2 separate regions of the Mus musculus genome follow, and region 1 is linked to region 2. The links are chromatin loops, found by intact Hi-C in ENCODE. Cell type or tissue: left cerebral cortex. All regions are shown on one strand. Each heading gives the region's core, and the rest is flanking DNA. Links, peaks and the distances in the headings are about the cores only.

Region 1 (5,384 bases), core at 183-5,182, 100 kb after region 2:
TGAAGGCAGTGCGCCACCCAGTGGTGGATCTCCATCGTCTCTTTCAGTGGGTTCCCACACAGGAAGTTAACAAAGAACCTTCACGACTGGACTCAAGCTAAGTGCTGCCCTCTCTTTCCCTCTAACAAAAGACCTACCCCAGGCCCAGAATGGAAGAGTCTAGAGGTGGCTTTCCCTGCAGAGAGGGACCCAGATGTTGTTATTGGCAGGAAGAGAAAAGCCGACAAGATTGAATATCTCCTAAGCAACAGATGCCCTGTGAAAGTTGTGTTAAGTGAGTTGTTTTGCTGCATCTGCTGGCACATGGCTCTACCAACCCCATAGCTGACACTTGCCAAAACCAAAATGGCTGATAGAGCAGCTAACCACTTTCTGATCGCTGAATCTGCACACGGTTAAACTGCCTTCTAGATACTCTTCTTCATACCCATCTGTAAGCGCATCCCTCAACCCTCGTCAGAGAAGGTTCCGCTTGCAGTAGATGTCAGTCAATTCAGAGACCCACAACCGGTCAAGGTGAAGTGAACAAGACAGTGTGGACTGTTCAACCACAAATGGGACACCTGTATCACACCTACTGCCCCCCGCCCCCAGCTCAGGAACATCACATCACAGCAGAGGCGGAAGAAAGATTATAAGAGGTAAAAATCACAGAGGACTGCTTCATAGTAGCATTTTCTGGACATGACTGGGCTAGTGCACACATAAACTCACAGTGGTTGTGGCTGCATGCACACCATCCAGTCAGGTGAAATTCCAGCAGGGATGTGGCGGGAACACAGCGTCACAACCCTAGCTCAGATGCTACTGTAGGAGGTTGTTGATGGCTGACAGAAGGGACACTGTTCTTCTCCCTCCTCCCCCTCCTCCCCCTCTTCGTCCTCCTCCTCCCTCTCCTCCTCCTTCTGTTGTTCTTGCCTCTGATAGGCCAGTGAATGACCCTATATTCATACAATACTGACCCATGGTTTTTAAAAGTGAACATGAGATTAGGGCGTGAACAGTAGTGGGTGGGCTTGATCAAACCACCTTTTTTTGTATATAAAATTCTCAAACAATAAAACATTTACCCACCCCACTCCAAAATTTTGATAGCACCTATTTAGAAAAGGAAATGTTGATATTTTTATTTTCAATAGCAAAAAAAAAAAATGTATCTAGAGGAACTGGGAAAATGGACTTATTTGGTATTCTATTTTAAAAGCTCTGTTGATTTTTTAAAATCAGTACTATTGTTGGCTGCTGGTGTTTCTTTTGGCTTTTTGTGGAACTTAGCTGTCCCTGAACTCAGGTCCCTTAATCATTCTGGAAAACACTGGGAGGAACACCACTGTGCCCAGTTGGGATAAAACTGCTCCATTTCCATTTTATTTTATAATTGTTCAACGAATAATTTATCCCCATTTGTGAAGTGCGAAGACCTGACACTGGGTTATTTTGTGACACTGTATTACAGGCAAGAAACGTCAAGTCTGGTGTGAAAACACAGCTACCTGGAAGGGCCCCATTGGGCAAAGGATGGCGGGGGCGGAGGGCTTCCATGTCTTCTGGGCATAACACTTCTAGGAAGGTTCCCGTGTTCAGCCATCTCTAAGTCCTCAGACGATTGGCAGGACGTTGTATGGGGTGTTGTGTGTTCGTTCTTATGCATGGTTGATTACATTACTAACTGCCAGTCTGTCATGGCTTTCTCTCCTATCCTAGAACTTCCCTCATAATCAACTGCGTCTCCCTTTCTGACTTGCTCACTTACCTGCAGGACCTGGTTTGCAGTTTTCTCTGGCTGACACCCAGAAATTTTTGACATAACAAGAATAATGTAATTAATGGAAGCTTGAGTGTATTCGTCAAGTTTAAGGTATCTTTCTAATTCCTCTTCTCCGATTTAATCATTAGGCCAATGAGCTTCTATGCAAGGTTCAGTTAGATACAGCAATTGTGACCATTAGCCACACTGATTTTAATGCTATTTATTTATTTTTGAAACAGAATCTATGTAGTCCAGGCTGGCCTGGAGCTGGCAATGGCCTTCCTCAGTCTCCCTTGCCCCGTATGTGCAATACTCCGGGCGGACTTGATCCTGAGTTTGAAAATAGTATAGAGGATAGAGAGGGAGAAGAAAAGAGAAATACAAGGCCGAAGAGCCTGTCTGGTAGGCATTTGCCCACTAGATGGGGCTGTGCTCCCGCTGATGGAAGGAAGACAGGCCTGTGAGACCCTAAACCAGAAGCAAGCCAGAGACTCTAAAGAGACAACTTGACCCCCTCCCCCTCTCCCCTTTGCCTCCTAGAAGGTGCCTCTGAGTCGGGGCGGGGGGGGGGGCGGGGGGGGGGGACGGACGGACGCAACATTTGGAATGTAAATAAATAAGAGTAAGTTTTAAAAAAATAAAAAATAAAAATAAATGAATGTGGCGGGGGAGTGGGGAGCTGCTTGAACACCCTGGATCCTCAGCTCTGGAGGGCATGGGCCACCCACCACACATGGCTATGTAGGAGAACCAAACGCTCATAGAGCTTTGAATTCCTGTCTGAACTACGGTCTAACTGAGGGCTTTGTACATGGGAGGCATGCACACTACTATGGAGCTATCTTCAACCAATCCTTATCACTTCCTAATTGTAGGTCCTGGCTATTTCATTTCATCCCTCAAGTTCTCAGAACATACCATCTCTGTGAGATGGTTCATTAGTTATAAGGATTTTTATGTAAATGGCAGATATTAATGCTAAATAGTATGTAAGTAGTATATATAAGTATATCTATATAAGTATATAGATATATAAGTATATAGTATGTATAAATATAAGTATATAGGTATATATAAGTATATAGTATATATAAATATAGGTATATATAAGTATATAGTATATATAAATATGTAGTATATAAATAGTTAAAATTTTAAATTAATTTATTTATTCACTTTACATCCCAGTATCAGCCCTTCCTCTCCTCCCAGTTCCACATGTAAGTCCTTTCCCCATTCCACCTTTCCCAGAAGGGAAAGAAACCCTCTGGGTGTCAGTCTCCCAACCCCCACATCAAGTTGCTGCGGGACTACGCATATCCTTTCCCACTGAGGTCAGGCAAGGCTGTCTATTTAGATGCACAGGATCCACAGGCAGGCTACAGACTCAGGGATAACCCCTGCTCCAGTTGTCGGAGGACTGGCATGAAGACCAAGCTGCTCATCAGCTACAAATGTGCAAGGAGCCTAGGTCCAGCCCATGCTCCCTCTGCTTGGTGACTCAGTCTCTGGGACCCCAAATGGTCCAGGTTAATTGACTCCGTTGGTCTTCCTGTAGTGTTCCTATCCTCTTTGGGTACCTAAATCATTCTTTGTATGACTCCCCGCGGTCCATCTAATGTCTGGCTGTGGGTCTCAGCCTCTCTTTCCATTGGCTGCTGGGTGGAGCCTCTCACAGTTATTCTAGGTTCCCGTCTGCAATCATAATGGACTATCACTAACAGTGTCAGGGATTGATTCTTGCCCATGGGATGGGTCTCAATTTGGGGCAGTCATTGGTTGGCCATCCCCTCCATCTCTGTCCCTGAACATCTGTGTTCTTATCACATCCTTATTTTCCTTTATCACTTACCAAAATGCAATTTTTGTACCTTATGATAGAGACTTCTCTAAGCAGGCCAAAAGAGAAGTTGAATAACTTTTTAGTCAGTAAACTACTTTTTGTTTCCTTTTGCATTTTCGGCACTGGAGATAGGATCCAGGGCCTGTACAAGCAAGGCCCACACTCAGCCACCAAGCTAACCCAGCTCCTTTTCTGGTTCTTTTCAAAGCTTTGTTAGATGGGAAGTCAGACAATAGTCTTTATTCTACAGTTGTGTGGGGATGTTAACTGTTCTTGCCCTAGGCGGTCTCTAAAGACTGTAGGCTCTATAGTGGAGTATAGTGAGGAAAGTGTATTAGGGAAAAGTAAGGCAATGCGAATCTGGATTCTCCTTTTATCACATAATTGGAGCAGCGAGACAGACCCTGGGTGTCCTCTCTTCAGAAGGCCTGCAACTTGGCATGATTTTCAGGAAGCCTGTACAGACAGAGCTGCCAGTCAGCACACCTTACTTCAAGGCCTGGGACACTATGTTGCAAACCCAACAGACTCAGCCAGAGCTGCACTCAGCCCATGTCTAGATGTGTAATGTATGAGAAGGTCACATAGCCACCAAGCACCACCTGCACCCATTGCAGTTCTGTAGCATCCACAGGCCTCCTGTCTCCTCCAGCTCAAACCTCAATACAAAAAGCACTGAGCTACTTCAATATTGCTTTTGTATCTTTTCTATCCTAATCACTAACATTTTGGGTGACTTCATAAACATTCATGGAAGAAAGAAAACTGATGTTGTTAATACATCTGTTGCCAAGCTCTTTCTACAATATTATTTATAAATAAGGCGTGTAGGTTTGGCATTACTTTGATATTCCACAAGGGTCACATATCAGATGCCCTGCATATCAGATAATTACATTATAATTGATAACAAGTAGCAAGATTACAGTTGTGAAGTAGCAACAAAATATGGTTGGGGGTCATCACATGAACTGTTTTAAAGGGTTGCAGCAGTAAGGAGGTTGAGAATCACTGTTTATGGGGCAATACATAAGTGATTCTGTCTCCTTCAATCTCCTTTGGTAGAAAAAGTGTTTTGGAAGTTCAGTGTTGATCATCTAGGCACAGGCAGGGTGCACCACTTCGTTAGTATCCTGGAGTCCAGAAGCAGAAGCAATGGGCAAAACTACTGTCTCTTCATCCTGAGTCAGCAAATGGCTCTGCTCTAGTTTAGCTGCTTCAAACAACATGAAGAAGGACGAGATCTCTTGGACTGAGGTGATGGGCAGGGTCCTGTGCAACATCGGCATGCTTTCAGAGAAGGGGTAGAGTGGCCCTTTAAAAACAGGGGAGTGAGCAGGATTAGGCAAGGCTAGAGAAAATATCAAAACTAAGAAAAGAGAAGGGAAGGAGGGGGAGGGGGACAAATGGAGGGAGAGAGAATGTGAGGTTGCATAGGGGTCCAGACGTCAGGAGGCTAAGACAAGCTCTATAGTCTTATAACAAGAGCAAGCAGAGCCCTCTCTCTGTAGCATAGTCAAGACACACAGAGGCGGAAAGCATCTGGAATATTGCATCTAAAACTTCATTTTTCTGTGGGAAGCTCTAATGTCTAGAAAGAATGAGGTAACTTACTTGGATTTCAGTGGAGACAGGCTGGACTGGAAGAAGGGGTTGCTTGAGTTTAATCTACACAATTACAGCTACCTTGGTCTATCAGTCGAACAACTCAAGCCCCCCAAACTGCAGCCTCTTCTATTTGAGAATAAGGTTTTGTATAGCTGGGAAGGGTGTAGAACTCACTGCATAGCT
Region 2 (5,384 bases), core at 215-5,214:
TAGGACAATCCCCTCTGGCTTGCTCAGCTACCCAACTCCTCCCTGCCTTCTGAAGGAACCCACACCAACCAAATTGCCCAGAATGGCCTTCTCCTTTTGCCTCTACAGGCAGAAAACTATATCTCCCACGTCTCTGGCACTCTAACTTGCTTTCTAGTCGAGCATGACCTTGAATTTCTGACCTTCCTGCCTTCACTTCCCAAGTTTATAAGTATTATACACTGAGATTATACCATCATTCTCAAAGAAAACTTCAAGCCTTTTATACATTGAAGTCTATAGTAAGTAGATTAAAGAAGCTTCCTGGATATGAGAATAAAGATTCCAATGTGTGCGCTAAAACTATGGGGACTGGGGTGGGGTGGCTCAGTGGGTTAAGTGCTTGCTGTGCAAATGTGAGGATATAAGCTCAAGTCTCCGGAACCCACATAAAAGCTAGGCAAGCATAGCTGCCACTTGCAATCCCAGCGACTGTGAACCCAGGGCAAGCTGGCTAGCTAGACTACCTATCTTTGGCAAGTTCTGGGTTCAGCAAAAGGCCTTATGTTAACAAATAACATGGCACATGATCAAGGAAGATGCCAAGTGTCAACTTCTGACCTCCACAGGCACATTCATCCACTCAGCCACTCACATGAAAACATGCATATATGCATATATTCTACATACACATACACATGCCACGTAAATGTCACCGATCCAATGTTTTCCTAAATTCTTTCTAGGTCACTGGCACCCGTAGCCTGCCCTGGCATTCTGTTTCTGTTTTCTATGGTGCAGCTGAGTCCCCGGAATGATGATGAGGAAGATAAGGGCTCTAAGTACAAAAGATTCCAGGATAGAGATTCCCGGGACAGGAGATAAAAATGAACTGTTTCAGAGGAGGCAAAAACGGTTCTGAGTCTTTAAAGAGTGTCATCAGCCAAGGTGAGCCTGATAGCCCAGATCACGTCCTGAGTCCCGAGGACTGTGAGTTCATTAGCTCAGATACAATGGCCATCTCTGAAGCTGGAGGTGCTACAGCCCGGGCAGCATCTGAACTGTGTGAACTATCTGCTTCTAATGCATTTCTTTTCACTGTAGCGTTGACCTGAAGATTCATAACTCCTGTTACCAGCATGGCTATCTTCCAGATGCCAGGAGGTGTCTGAAACCAGAGCACAGGACAGAACTGTAGCTGGGAAATGCTTTGGGATAAACATACTCTTTCAGTGTTCTGTCTTGTTGGCATTGCCCTTACCGGACATCCCATGCTCTGCCCTTCTCAAGGTTGCAGTTTCTCTGCTGTCAGGGCATTGCTGGACAGTCATACATGGAGGACTCACTGCTGGATCCCTGCACCTTGTCTGGCCAGATGCTTCCATTTCCTGGAACATACTCAGCCTCCCCTGGGTGGCTGTGTCTAGTGATGAGACACCTCCCAGCGGCTCGCACACCATCGCAGCCTCTTCCAGGTTCCAGCAGTCATGGCATACTGTACACCAAGGTACCTTCGGAACAAACCTGCACATGCCCTGAGCATTTGCTGTCCCCTCTCCTGGGCTGGAGGTTCTTTTTCTGAAGAGGCAGGCAGCGCACCTTGCCACTAGCATGGTGGGAGGGAAAGGCCCTAGGAGTTTACGGTATCTGGCATTCGGGTTGGTGGTACTTGTCAGGGGGGTGGCAGAAGACATTTTGGGTCTCATTCCTGTTGGAACACAGTGGAGAAGTGCTGGGTGTGTGGTAGCTGTGGGTGGTTCTGCTTTATATTGGACTCTCTGAGGTTGTGAGATAGAGAGAAAAGTCTGAATTATTTGACAAGCTGGAGTACCAAACATTTACTGGAGGACGTTCCTCATCAGCAGCCAAAATTACACTGTCAGTTTCATTATCAACATTTTCACATCGAACACAAGTGTGTATATGTGCACGCGTGCATACGTTGCACACATGAGATCTACTAAGGAGATAGACCTTGATTGTCCTTGACTGTCATTCACTCTCTTACTGAGTTGCTTGACTGAGTGTCTCTTCACCGAGCGCGTGTAGAGAGCCTGTTAGGAATGCTATGAATAGGGTCTTGATGTGCACCTGTTGACTGGCTAGATGAGCAGAATCTACTGAAAGATCTTTTAAATTTTTTTTTTTTTTGCTTGATTGCTAAGATAGTAAATGATATTTAAATTAATAAATCTGATTTGTGGTAATAGAGATTGAGCATTATAATATAAATTGTTGCAAAACCAAAAGAGAAAAAACAGTATTCAATGTAGTTTAAGTTTATAACCTAAGTTTTTAAACTTTTTTTTTATGTAAAGATGATGTGTTTTGCCTGTGTGTCTATAACTAGACCCACGATGGTTGTGAGACACCATGTGGGTACTGGAATGTTAACGCAGGTCCTTTGCAAGAGTGACAAGTGCTCTTAACTACAAAGTTATCTTTCCAGACCCTAAACTCAATTTTTAATGGAAAATGATAAAACAGCTCAACAAGAGTTACTCATAGTCTATAAAAGGTACGGAACAGTCAGAGTTGAGAGAACAACAGATGAATGGACATGAATTGGCAGACAAGATGGAAAAAATCTGCAAAAATTTAAATACAAGAGGAAAAAATAGTACGGATATAGAGTACCACCGGCCCCAGCAAACAATGAATGAATGGCAACTCGGTAATTCACATGAATGAAGAGGAGCTCAGAGAAACCAGATGCAATCGCGGTTCTTGTGGCAAAACAGCAGAACCGAGTTGTGCTTGCCACGTGATCCCATTCACCCGTCCTGCCCAGTGCTGATAGGAGATGGATGAAGGGCCTCAGTGGGGTGGTTCCTTTTTGGATTCGAGACCCTCAATCCTCAATTTACTGTTGCATGTTTCAGCTTCCACGGGGAAATGAAAAGAGGCAGAGAAAGAGACAAAGAAGAGAGAACACAGTTGCCTTTTAAAGGCAAGATATTGGGCAACCCCTAGCTTATCATCAGAGGTAAACTGAGGTAAAGAACTTGGGTGGAGGGTGGCGTTTACAGTCTCACCCCACTTGCGGTTCCCTCTCTGCTTTCTCCACACAGGTGGGGACATTATCTCTGACTATATACTGGCATGCCTCCCCTGCCAGTTCGAACAATAAGCCAAAGTGCCACAGTGTTTTCTCACAGCAAGGAAAACAACACAAGGAGCGCCCTCTGGATTAACCTCTGGGCTAGCATAGGATGGACTGAGGTCTTCTAGGGCAGAGGCTAATCAGCCCCTGCCTGGCTCTCACAATCTCCCATTGTGCTTGAAGCAGTGACTTCACATCCGAGGTAGCCTACTGGTACCAGCAGGGGGCAAGGTAGCCCATACCTTTCTCATACTCCCAGCATGTACTTCTCAGGGATCCACTCAAATCCCAGTCCGGGGATCTTTTTTGTGGCCAGTGTCCTCGGTTTCATCATGGGACACTGTATTTTCCTCTTTCTCATTATCCTGATGATTCATCAGTGTAGAAAGAGGAGAGTGTTCCAAGGTAGAGAACAGCAGCATCCTGGGAATTCCGAGAGCTGTAGGTAGTGGGCAGGAAGAACGGTTGCTGTGGGAGACCGGATTTGAGCCTCGACTTCCCCAAACTTTCTGGACAATGACATTTGTTCTCCAGATTCTCAAACTCAGTGACTTTAGTGTCAAGAAATATGGTGTCATAGCAAAAGGATATTTTTCTGAAGTTCTAAAGTAGAACATGAGGTCAGGAAAGAGGCTCTGACTGGGGTAGGAATTGTAGGGTTGTCCAGAGGCATGAAGGGCATGGGATCTGATGGCTAGAGAGCAGACTAGTGAGCACAGGGAGAGTCTATATTAAGGCATTTTAGGTGCGATTTTTGTTGTTCAGCCTTTGCTTTAGTTATTTCCACATGTGAATATGTGAATATTATTTCCATGTGGTTACAAGTCAGGATGACTCTGATGGCCACGAGACAGGAAGGGGAAAGAATTGGAGGCAGGAGAAGGTTCCTTAGTCTGTCTCTCTCTCTCTCTCTCTCTCTCTCTCTCTCTCTCTCTCTCTCTCTCTCTCTCTCCTGCATCAGGTGAGGGAGATACTTAGTATGTGCACAGTATCTGCACATAGCATTCTGAGTCTCCCCCAGAGGCTCTTCCATGTTCTGAAGATATCAAGACATTTATGGGACCCCCAGAGGACCTCAAGTTCTCTCTGCTAGAAGAAAACATTTCAAGGCCAAGTTTCTGCTCTGAGCCTTATCCAATACTCATTCTTTGGGTCACAATTATCATAAGATCCTAAGCTTTCTTTTTCTGTTTTTCATATTGCCCAGAGGAAGAACTGATGGAGAGACTCCTGAATGAGGAAGAGAAGGCTGGAAGTCTGGTTTGTGAGCTCAAGACCATAGCGTATCACTGAAGGGACCAATGTGGCTGTACTGAAACCATCTGCACCATGGTCCAGGCTAGGGCTTCAGAGGACACCGCAGTGGTCACCAGCTGTTTTGATGCTGCACTGTGGCCTCACTTTTTATAAACTATCCCAAAATAACCATTTGTGCCCTTCTCACTCGTGTCTGTGATTTAGAACTCTGCGACCATCTAATGACTTCAGTACAGGCTGATTATATAGAACGGGCAAAGCAGCTCCTTGACATATGTGTACTTCCTGCATCTTAAGCGGGACAGATACCAGGTCCAGCATCAGAGCTGATGTTCTCCCAACCTCACAGTGAAGAGGGTTGAATAGCCTAGACATGTTTTATGATGATTACAACATTGTTTCTCCCACAATTTTGGCCTTCTTCCCAGTGGCTTTGGAAAATGGTAACAGGAGGCACATTTAGGTATAACTTTCTGGGAAAAGTACTAAGTTAAGAATACCCGAAATAGAAAAACTCAGATACATTCTTGGAATAGAGAAACTGGTTGGAAGCAGAATGTTTTCAAGCTCCTGATTTTTAAAATTTTGGTGGTGGGGGGATTATTAGATTTCATTTTACTTCTAAGTGTAATTAAGCCTTTTAATGGCTGAGTGACTGGGGCACAGTACATCAAATGTTTTCATCAGGATAATAAATATGAACCTCTAGCTCCCAGTGAAGCCTACCTCACACTTCTCAAGCACAGTACATTTTATTTCATTTTGTTGGTAAATTAATGCACTTTTGCTGTCCTGATAGTTAAGCTCAGGGTCTCATATATACCACGTAACGGCTCTACTACTAGATGACATCCGTCTAGCCTTATAGTAATGTTTTAAAAATGCAGTGAAAGCATGTGTGGGTTTTAGTTGGAAAAACAGTTTGTGTAACTTGTTCTTACTTCCTCTGGCTATAAGAGAAGATCGGATTGTCTCCTCCGGTGGGCAAGAGCAATGTTTGAAACGGATCACAGTCTACTGCTAGGCTAGTCTACAGAGGTATAGA

Evidence for each region. Hi-C counts contacts between places; a loop is a spot of excess contacts. Peaks named below come from ENCODE experiments on the same cell type or tissue, not always from the same donor. Only the 100,000 strongest peaks of a DNase experiment are listed, where the experiment ranks them.
Region 1: a loop joins it to region 2, with 4 times the contacts of the local background. A loop is called at or near these places in 36 of 42 quality-filtered maps.

Annotation. Positions count from the first base shown.
Region 1 is chr6:124,257,529-124,262,912 of GRCm38, reverse strand. No RefSeq gene overlaps it. Among named protein-coding and RNA genes, the nearest start is that of Vmn2r27, 28 kb to the right of the region's middle. In left cerebral cortex, for the core only: a CTCF peak has its summit at 2,163 (motif pointing right); a DNase peak (open chromatin) is centred at 2,154.
Region 2 is chr6:124,362,422-124,367,805 of GRCm38, reverse strand. It overlaps 1700027F06Rik (RIKEN cDNA 1700027F06 gene), which reads left to right and starts at 3,320. Exons shown (of 2, transcript NR_131162.1): 1 at 3,320-3,487; 2 at 4,290-4,524. In left cerebral cortex, for the core only: a CTCF peak has its summit at 3,281 (motif pointing right); DNase peaks (open chromatin) are centred at 3,274 and 4,718.